Linked DNA regions of Homo sapiens: region 1 is linked to region 2. The links are chromatin loops, found by intact Hi-C in ENCODE. Cell type or tissue: PC-3. All regions are shown on one strand. Each heading gives the region's core, and the rest is flanking DNA. Links, peaks and the distances in the headings are about the cores only. Region 1 has its middle 210 kb from the start of RAD51AP2. Region 2 has its middle 99 kb from the start of CYRIA.

Region 1 (4,402 bases), core at 167-4,166, 550 kb before region 2:
TGGAGGATCAAGGCACTCAAACCACATCAAGAGCAATCCATCTCTTTAAAACTCTAAGCTTTTCTTTTCTCCGTTTTAGTTTTTTTTTGCTGTCAGGCTCTGTCCAAGTGGTGGGAGACATGATCCTTAGTAGCTCCTGGCTTATGTGAGCCTTAAAGTTGGAATCTCAGAGAAATGCAAGTGCCTTTTCTCTAATAGTATGAGCAAAAATCCAGTGGAGGACTCTGAGCAGGTTTGCATCATATGACACCCCAGGAGGGGGTCTAGGTGTTATTTGGACAGGGTGAGCATAAGCATTTAGCTGTACCAGGACCATGTAAAATAGATTCCCCACAGAAGGATTTTATTACTAGAAGACACAATGAAAGGGGAGCATACTTGCAGGAAAAACTGTATCTACCATGGTTCATTATGTTGAAGGACATAGCGTATCTCTAATATTTGAAAAAAGAAAAGTAACTTGCCACTGCATCTCTACCACAAATATGTCCACATGTGCAATGCATGTGCATACATACATACTGCTTCTATTAATTTTCCTGTCAACCAAGAAACATGCTGTGATGGTTAATTTTATGTGTCAATTTGACTGAGCTGAAGGATGCCCTGATAGCTTGTAAAACTATCTCTGTGTGTGTCTGCGACAGTGTTTCCAGAAGAGATTAGCATTAGAATTGGTGACTTGAATAGAGAGTCCTCTCTAATATGGGCAGGCCTCATCCAATCAGTTGAAACCTACATAGGACAAAAGGTAGAGGAAGGGTGAATTTGGTTTCTCTGTTTGAGCTGGGATATCCTTTTTCTGACTTCAAATATTGAAGCCCCTGGCAAAAAGGAACTCTACTTTTATAGAGTCAATGTCTTGTGGAACCTGAAAATTCAGATTTTTATACAAAATGGGAACAGAACCAATAAGATATAGATAGAGGATTCAGTGTATCACATGAGCCATTCTGCCTAATATTGTGTCATTGGAAAATATGGTAAAAATGTCTTCTATTTTCATTCATGTCATTTATAAAGGCGTTGGGTGGAATAGGTTTGTTGATTGATGGGGTCTTTGTTCAAGGACTGTCAGGCCTTTGGACTAGGACTGAATTATACTAGTGGTTTTCCTGGTTCTCCAGCTTGCAAACAGCAGATTGTGGGACTTCTCAGTCTCTATAACCTTGTGAGCCAATTCCTATAATTATCTATCTATCTATCTATCTATCTATCTGTCTGTCTGTCTGTCTGTCTGTCTGTCTGTCTGTCTATCTATCTATCTATCTATCTCTTTCTTATTAGTTCTGTTTCTGTTTTGTATATGCCATTTAGAAAAATGAGTTGGTTTCGAATGTTTTAATGCAGTTGTTTCAAAATTAAAATCTGAATTTTCAGGTTTCATAATACATTGACTCTATAAGGATAGCCATTTTATTTTTGGTCAGCCTATCTTTAGTGCCTAGAACAATATTATAGTGCTTTGAACACAGAAGTAACTCAATAGCTATTTATTAAATTGAATTTCATGAGATTATTTGGAAGATGGATTCTTTGTATCACATAAACCATTCTGTTTAATATTGTCTCATTGGAAAATATGATAAAATGCCTATATTTTCATTCATGTCATTTATAAAGATGTTGATGGGGATAGGGCCGTTGATGAAGCCTTTGTACAATTTTCAAAATTCATTCACTTAAGTTCTATGGTGATTATCCAACCATGCCATAGAGCCTCCTGTCTGCTTTTTATTTCAGCTAATAGTGCTACATCACTTCCACAGTATTATTAGGAAACATTTGGTAAGTGCTTATGGCAGTTCTATTTAATGTATTTTCTAATAATTAGACTTATAATGGTATCATTATGAAGAATGATATTAGTTTAGCAGGGAATATTTTCTAAATGAGTCGGTTTTAGCTTTTGGTGATTGTCCCCTTATTTTCTATATGACTATAACTGATTTGTTTATTAGCAGCTAATTCTAAATGTTGGTCAGGGGCAAAGGTCTCTCCTATATTCTGACACGTCTAAGATCTGAAAGGTCAATTGCATCAACTGTATGTGGTCAGCAGAGGGCAGTGTACAAGAGGAGTGGAGTACAAAGGTCTTCAGGCTGGGAAAGCTGTATCCGCAGTTCCCACCTGACGGTCGGGTTGGTGGCTGAGAGATGCTATAGCTGCTAAGAAAAACATGTTTGTGTGAACTCCTAGTCAAATAGGGAGGGGCAAGACTAGAAGCAGGTGGTAAGAGAAGTATGCGTGTGCCTGAGGGCAAAAGAATAACAGTAATCATAATTAATAAATTTATTGATCAGCTACCATTTGCCAAACTGAACTAAATACTAAACATATCTCTCAATGACTATCACAACAAATTTGTGAGGGCAAAAATTTTATTCTTATTTTGTAGATGAGGAAACTGAGTTTCAGGAAGGTTGGGCAGTTTGCTCAAAGTCATACAAATAGCAAGCGAAGGAAGGAGAATCTGACTGCCAAGCCTTTGTTATTCCGGCAGTGTCTTGTTGCCTCACAAGAAAGAGTGAAAATTATTTTCCCAGGAATCTATGAAAGGGAGGAAGGAAGAAGAGAGAAGCAGAATGCAGCCAAGAGGCAGCCTCAGAGCCTGTTAGCCTGGCTGGCCCTGCCAGCTGGCCAGAGTCTAAAAATATCAAGCTCTGGGTCTTCAGTTGCTAAGGCATATATTTTTTTCTTTTCATGATTGCATTTGCTCATTTCCAGTCTCTGGCATCTCTCTCCTCCCCTTCTGTGCCTTAGAGATAGGAGCAGTAGGCCTGTCCCACACTTTGGGGCTGGGGGATTTGACTGGACCTGTGCACATGAATCCCTCACAGTGACCCTGTACTCTCACATGACTTCCTTTCCATCTGGGGCCTGGTCTTCACTCAGTTTTAGTTTCCTTCCTTGGACTGTAAGTCTTTTGAAGTGCAGATATTGTGTGTTTCTTTGAACATCTAATATAGTAGCTTGCACAAATGCATGAAGACTGTTTATTGAATGAAGGAACTGAGATCATCCTTCATGGAGAAGTAAAAAGCCAAGTTACGGTTGAGTGTCTTGCCTTAATTCTATCCCACTGACATCCTTCCAGCTGAGTGTCTATTCCTTGACCATCATCTCATGATGACCCATTTCATTATTCCCTTTGTCTCTAGAAATTTTAGTGGTTTCTGGATTCCGGATTTCCCTGATAGAGACGTGACACTATACTTGCCCTTAGCTTCATCGCTGTTAGCTGCTTTGCCATTTTGATACTTTCCATAATACGCTCCTTAAAAATCTAACATAAAACGAGAGCTATTTGTCGGTTCCTTCTTAGATACAGGCTGACATCTCAGGCTCTCCTTTCCCTGATGTAAGACCTAGAAATTCACCCTCTATTTTTCTCCTTTAATGACTATCCTCACCTACTTGTTCTCTTTAGGCTCCCTCTCTTCAGACTGATTGTGGAGCATAACATGGTCTTATCTGCTAATACCTACTCCCTTCTTTATTATAACCCCAGTTAAACTCATAGGCTGTTTTTATTATAAGCAAAATAAGTAAGTAAGGTGAAGTAGAAAAGCTCTGCCTGTCATGATGTCCCTGGTTTATAGCTCCTAATTCCCTCACCAAGGTCACAGAAACCTTGATCTTATGATCTCAGCTTTTAAGACTGAAAATGGTGCTCACCAAAACCTGCCTCATCATCCAGTTTTAGTAAAACTAGGATGACCCCCCTGCAACAGAGACAGAGATGCAGCTACCTCTCCGTCTCACGTGAATATTTTGCATCTTTTGGTTGTTCAGATCTACCGATACTCAGTTAAGTGGGCCTTTGGGCTACTTAGTGATAATCCTCTCTTAACATTTTCTTATAAAATACCTCTTTTTTTCTCTATTTTTGGTATTATTTTCAAAAACATATCCTGAACTTAATTTCTTAGTGGTTCCATCCCCTTGAGTTCTATTTCCTTTTAAAGTTTCTGGTAGACAGAGTCCGAATTTTTCTTCCTCTGATTGATTTACAGTTCCTTTTCCTGAGGTCCGTGGAACCAACATGGATCAAGATGTTCCTGGTGTCCTCCTGGGCAATGCTGATGACATAGCCAAATTTTCTCAAGGTTTCTGTCACTCTCCAAACTTCATCTCAGTTTTATTTGTAGGTAGGAATTGAGTAGTGAATCCTCTTCCCCATCTTTGATAATAATCTATATCATATGATGACAATATTTCAATTTCTTGCCTCAAATTCTCATTAGAGGAACAGGTACAAGTTTTTAATGGCATCTTTGGAAGATCCACTAAGATAACCTCAAGTATGGGACTTAGCATGTCCAAATGAAACTCATTACTTGCCCCTGTCTCTTGTCTTCCAAATGAGATTCTCCTCCTGTAATCCTGATCTTGGTTGTAA
Region 2 (4,402 bases), core at 332-4,331:
TGAGTATGTTTGGGGGCTGTCTGAGGATGTGTCAAACACAAAAACGACCCTAGTGAGATGAATCTCCTCACATTATGCTGATAAAATTATAAGTGCATACAACTCTTTTGGAAAGCTACTTGACAATATGTGTCCAAATAGCAAATGTGAGTATTTTATCATCCAAATATTCTAACACCAGGATTATCTTAACGAAAGAGTCAGACATGCACAGTAAAAATTTAAGGACGGAGATCTTCATTAGGGCCTGATTTGGAGAAATTAAGAAAAGGAAGCCACATAGCTGACTTCTGCTAAGGTAGTAAGTAAGTAAAACAGTGTATTAATTTGGGGATGTTAAATCGTAATTGAAAATGAACTTTATTCACTTGATGATATATCTTAGAGAAGATTACACAGCAGAACATACAAGCCTTCCTCAGTCTTATTAAATACCTCAGTGTTGTTAATATCTATACAGTCAAATGTTAATTTGACTGTTGTTAACAGTGTTGGGTTAAGTAATTATGTAATATGTATACAGTCCAACTGTTAATTTTGACTGAATAATTTCATACTTAAGTGTTGGGTTAAGTCACTATGTAATATCTATACAGTCAAATCAATAATTGGAATGTATAGATGTTATGTAATGACTTAACCCAACACTTAAATAATGAAATATTTCTGTCATTCCCAGTCTTCAGCTTTTACAAACATCCTTGTAAGTTTTCTGTGGAGTATAAATCTCTAATTGGGGAAAATATTGGGGCAAAGTTATGTATTTTGAGTAGTATAACCACATTGAGTGTATGATAATATCACACACATTCACATAGAGTAGGGTGAGGGCATGCATCTAATGTGTGATGGCAAGTTGAGACCGTGTTTCCTTCCCAGCTCACCCAGATTCCTGAAGGAAGACTGAAGGAAAAACAACAATCCCCTTATGCAATGCTTTGCCCCAGCTGTAGGTGGAAGGAGGGACCTGGGACAGGGGATCACAATGTCACGTGAGCAACTTAGTTTCTTATTCAAGAAAATAAAAATATATTTTACTTCTATATTATTTCATGACTACAAAAGGACCTGCTAGGTTTATTAACAAAACTTACAAAGGAGAGATAATTTATCTAAAACGAAAAGTTAAAAAGCATATTTATTATCCCTTTTTGAAGGGAGGCTATGCTGGAGGATGCAAACGGAACAGAACAGGCAAAAGTCACCCATGGAATGTGGGTGTTTCTGCACACACAAAGGGAAGGGGGCGTGTCGTTGATGCCTAGATTTTTTTGTGAGACACGCCGTCTGCTGACGCACAGTGGGCCATTAAGTGTTAAGAAAAGGCTCACAGGAGAAAGATGTAGCCTTCTAGGTAGGAATGGACAACAATGAATCATCAAGATCCCAGTGGTGCCCAAGCAGTGTGGGAGATGGTTGCTTTAGGGTTCTGGAGCCTGCATAGAAGGCAGAAAGAGTAGGTAGGTGTGGGGGACCACTTTGTGAGGTCAGGGGAATGCTGACACTGTGTAACCAGGTGGGAAGCATACTGACAATTCACACCAATCTCTCCAGGGAATCCTAGATGCCAAGGGAGCTACACAAGCCAGCCCTGAAACAAGTGAACCTGCAAGCCAACCCCCAACTCCACCCCCACCCCAATTCCACATCTACCCACCAGCTGCCTTGGCTCCTCTAACAAACAGGAGAAGACTGCAAATGCCCCTTACCTCCTCCTTTAGCCTGCTGACCAAAGCAAAAGCACAGGGAGGGCCAGGAGAGGGATACAGAGAGCAGGCCTGTCCCTCTACACTCACATGCACTTGTGTTTGCAATCAACAATTCTGGAAGAATAAAAAAGAAACTGGCATTACTGAATGGGCAGGACTCACTGAAATAGGTGGATGGAGAGTTATTTTTTTCTCTCCAATGTTACAAAAGCTTTTCTGGTCACACTCACAGAAAGAAGTGTCCTCAGCTCACTTTTGCACATGAAAGCAATCTCATTTTGATTATTAAAAAGGTCACCTAAAGTATTAATGAAAACCTCAAATTCTTAACCACGTTCAATATGTCCTTGTGTCTCTGTGCAGGCCTCACCCAGACTTAGAAGCCTTGATTGAGTGAGTAAGGGCTATGATAGGGGTACGCGCACACACACACACACACACTTACATACACATACATTTATGTGCATGTGTATATGTTTGTATGCATAAAGGACCATAACAGATGTATGTGGAGATACACAGATACAGATATAGATGCATGTATGTGGATTTTTGTTTAGTTTTATTTACTTTTCCAGACTTCCGCCTCTCACAGGCTGCTATTTCAGGCCCCACTAGGGTTGGAAGCCCTGGAAAGGAGCGAGGAGGCAGGAAAAGTCTTACCAGGCTGTGACCTGGCACTGAGCCCTCTAGCCTTGGCAAACATCTCTCCCTCTTTGGTGGATGTTTTGTGGGTTTCTCAGAGAGTCTTTTACTGAGGACCTCTACCCGTATCTCTCTTGACATGACAGAGGCCTCTATTCCCTAGACATTGCACAACCCGCCACTGTGCTGGATCCCACTGAGGCAGAATAGGGTGTGGAGGCCGGGAACCTAAGGGCACGCTGACTTCCTGTAACTCAATCAAAACGAAAACCCCAACTTTCCATACCTAAGTAACAAAAGAACTGGAGGCTACTCCCTTTGCACCCCCCTGCCCCCTTTTTCTGATTGGAAAAAGGGGGTTGCTGTCTGCAACCAATCAAACATTTGCATTGGAGGGTAACTTTGTAATTTCAGCCTCTGATTAGTTACTTTCCACAACCAACTATTTCCACAACTGACCCGTTGCAGAAAGCAATCAATCAGACTGATTGTGGGCCACTACTTCATTTACATAGGATGTATACCAAGTAACCAATGGGAAACCTCTATAGCATATTTAAACCCCCAAAATTCTGTAAAGGGGCTCTTGAGCCCCTGTGCTCGGGCCAGCTCCTATCCTGTGGAGTGTGCTTTCGTTTTCTATAAAGTTCTGCTTTTGTTACTTCATTCTTCCCTTGCTTTGTTTGTGTGTATTGTGCAATTCCTTGTTCAAAATGCCAAGAATGTGGACACCTTCTACTGGTAACACCACCACCCCTACCTCCTCCACCAGACAGTCTCCCTGCACATAGCTCTTCCAAGGGACTCCAGCTTCTCCATCCCATGAGTCCACTGGTCCTTGGAAAGGTCTCTCATCTGTGCCCCAGCAGGTGGGAGAGCAGTTTGCTCCCTGGACAGCCCTGGCTTTCTCGCTCCTCCTGCTTCAGGCACAGACTGTAACCTTTGCTCTTACGTTTCTCAGGAATGTTTCAGACCATAGTCCCCTCTGTCCTTCAAACTTCAGGGAATGCAAATAAAGCTTTTCAAGTAGCCCTGAAGCCAAAGCCTCTCACTTAAGGTGAGAGACAATCACTTCTTTGCCTCTTGTTGGGACAAGCAGGGAGGTTGATATTGACAACATTCTGACCCCTCTCTTCAACTCCCAGCTTGCCCAACTCAACTCTTCCAGGCTGGAGGTTGGGGTTGGTCTGTCTTGGCAGAATCAGTTTCACAATCTATTTGCATGCCCTGCACGGGAGAGTTCACACCTGGCTTTAGGCGGGAGGCACTCTGCTACTATGGTACTGCTCTCAGCTTAGGGCCTGTGCTAAAATGGACAAAACCCCTATTTTAGCATCCTATTCACCATTAGTACCTTATTCACAATAACTTTCAAGGAAGACTGGGGGTCTAGACTGAGAGTGAAATATACTTTACACTGTATTATGTGCTATTAGATTTTTTTTAAAATCCATTTATCTTTCAATAAAACAAAGAAAAATTAGTTTCATAAAGAATAAACTTTATTTAACAAGGGAAAATGCTTTGGATACAACTGTACTTTTTAAACTTTATTTTAAAACAGAAAAATTTTGAAAAAGTAAATGTAAAAAAATTTTAATATACATACAACTATTTGCTAGGTAAAAACAAATACATAAAATACTAGAAAGAAATGATCTACAATGTTCAGGTTATGATTTTTTAACCCACTATTTTGTGGAGATAGGTTTCGTAATGTAGATAGTTTATTTTCTCATGTTTTTACGTATAGAAATTTCTAAATTTTATTTAATTTTATTTTCTTATAACTAGAAAATCCAGGTTACAAAATATCCATGGCCTGAAATGGATCCCAGTCTACTATTATAACTCAAGGGACAAATCAGAATCTTTAGGGCAGAGTCAGTCACCCAAGATGAACTTCACTCCGAAACGATTATGTGTAACACGATGGTACCCTCTCTCACTGGGCCTGGAGGCAGATGTCTGCTCCTCTCTGCCCTGCCAGAGCTTTGGTGAATCTATCTATCTTATCTAGCTTTGGGGCATCTATCTAAATCCCTTTG

What was found. A loop is a pair of places that touch in the nucleus more often than their neighbours do. Peaks named below come from ENCODE experiments on the same cell type or tissue, not always from the same donor. Only the 100,000 strongest peaks of a DNase experiment are listed, where the experiment ranks them.
Region 1: a loop joins it to region 2, with 7 times the contacts of the local background. A loop is called at or near these places in 64 of 110 quality-filtered maps.

The regions. Positions count from the first base shown.
Region 1 is chr2:17,307,591-17,311,992 of GRCh38, reverse strand. No RefSeq gene overlaps it. Among named protein-coding and RNA genes, the nearest start is that of RAD51AP2, 210 kb to the left of the region's middle. In PC-3, for the core only: a CTCF peak has its summit at 2,060 (motif pointing right); no DNase peak of the experiment used is centred there; H3K27me3 peaks cover 584 bases.
Region 2 is chr2:16,762,433-16,766,834 of GRCh38, reverse strand. No RefSeq gene overlaps it. Among named protein-coding and RNA genes, the nearest start is that of CYRIA, 99 kb to the right of the region's middle. In PC-3, for the core only: no CTCF peak of the experiment used is centred there; no DNase peak of the experiment used is centred there.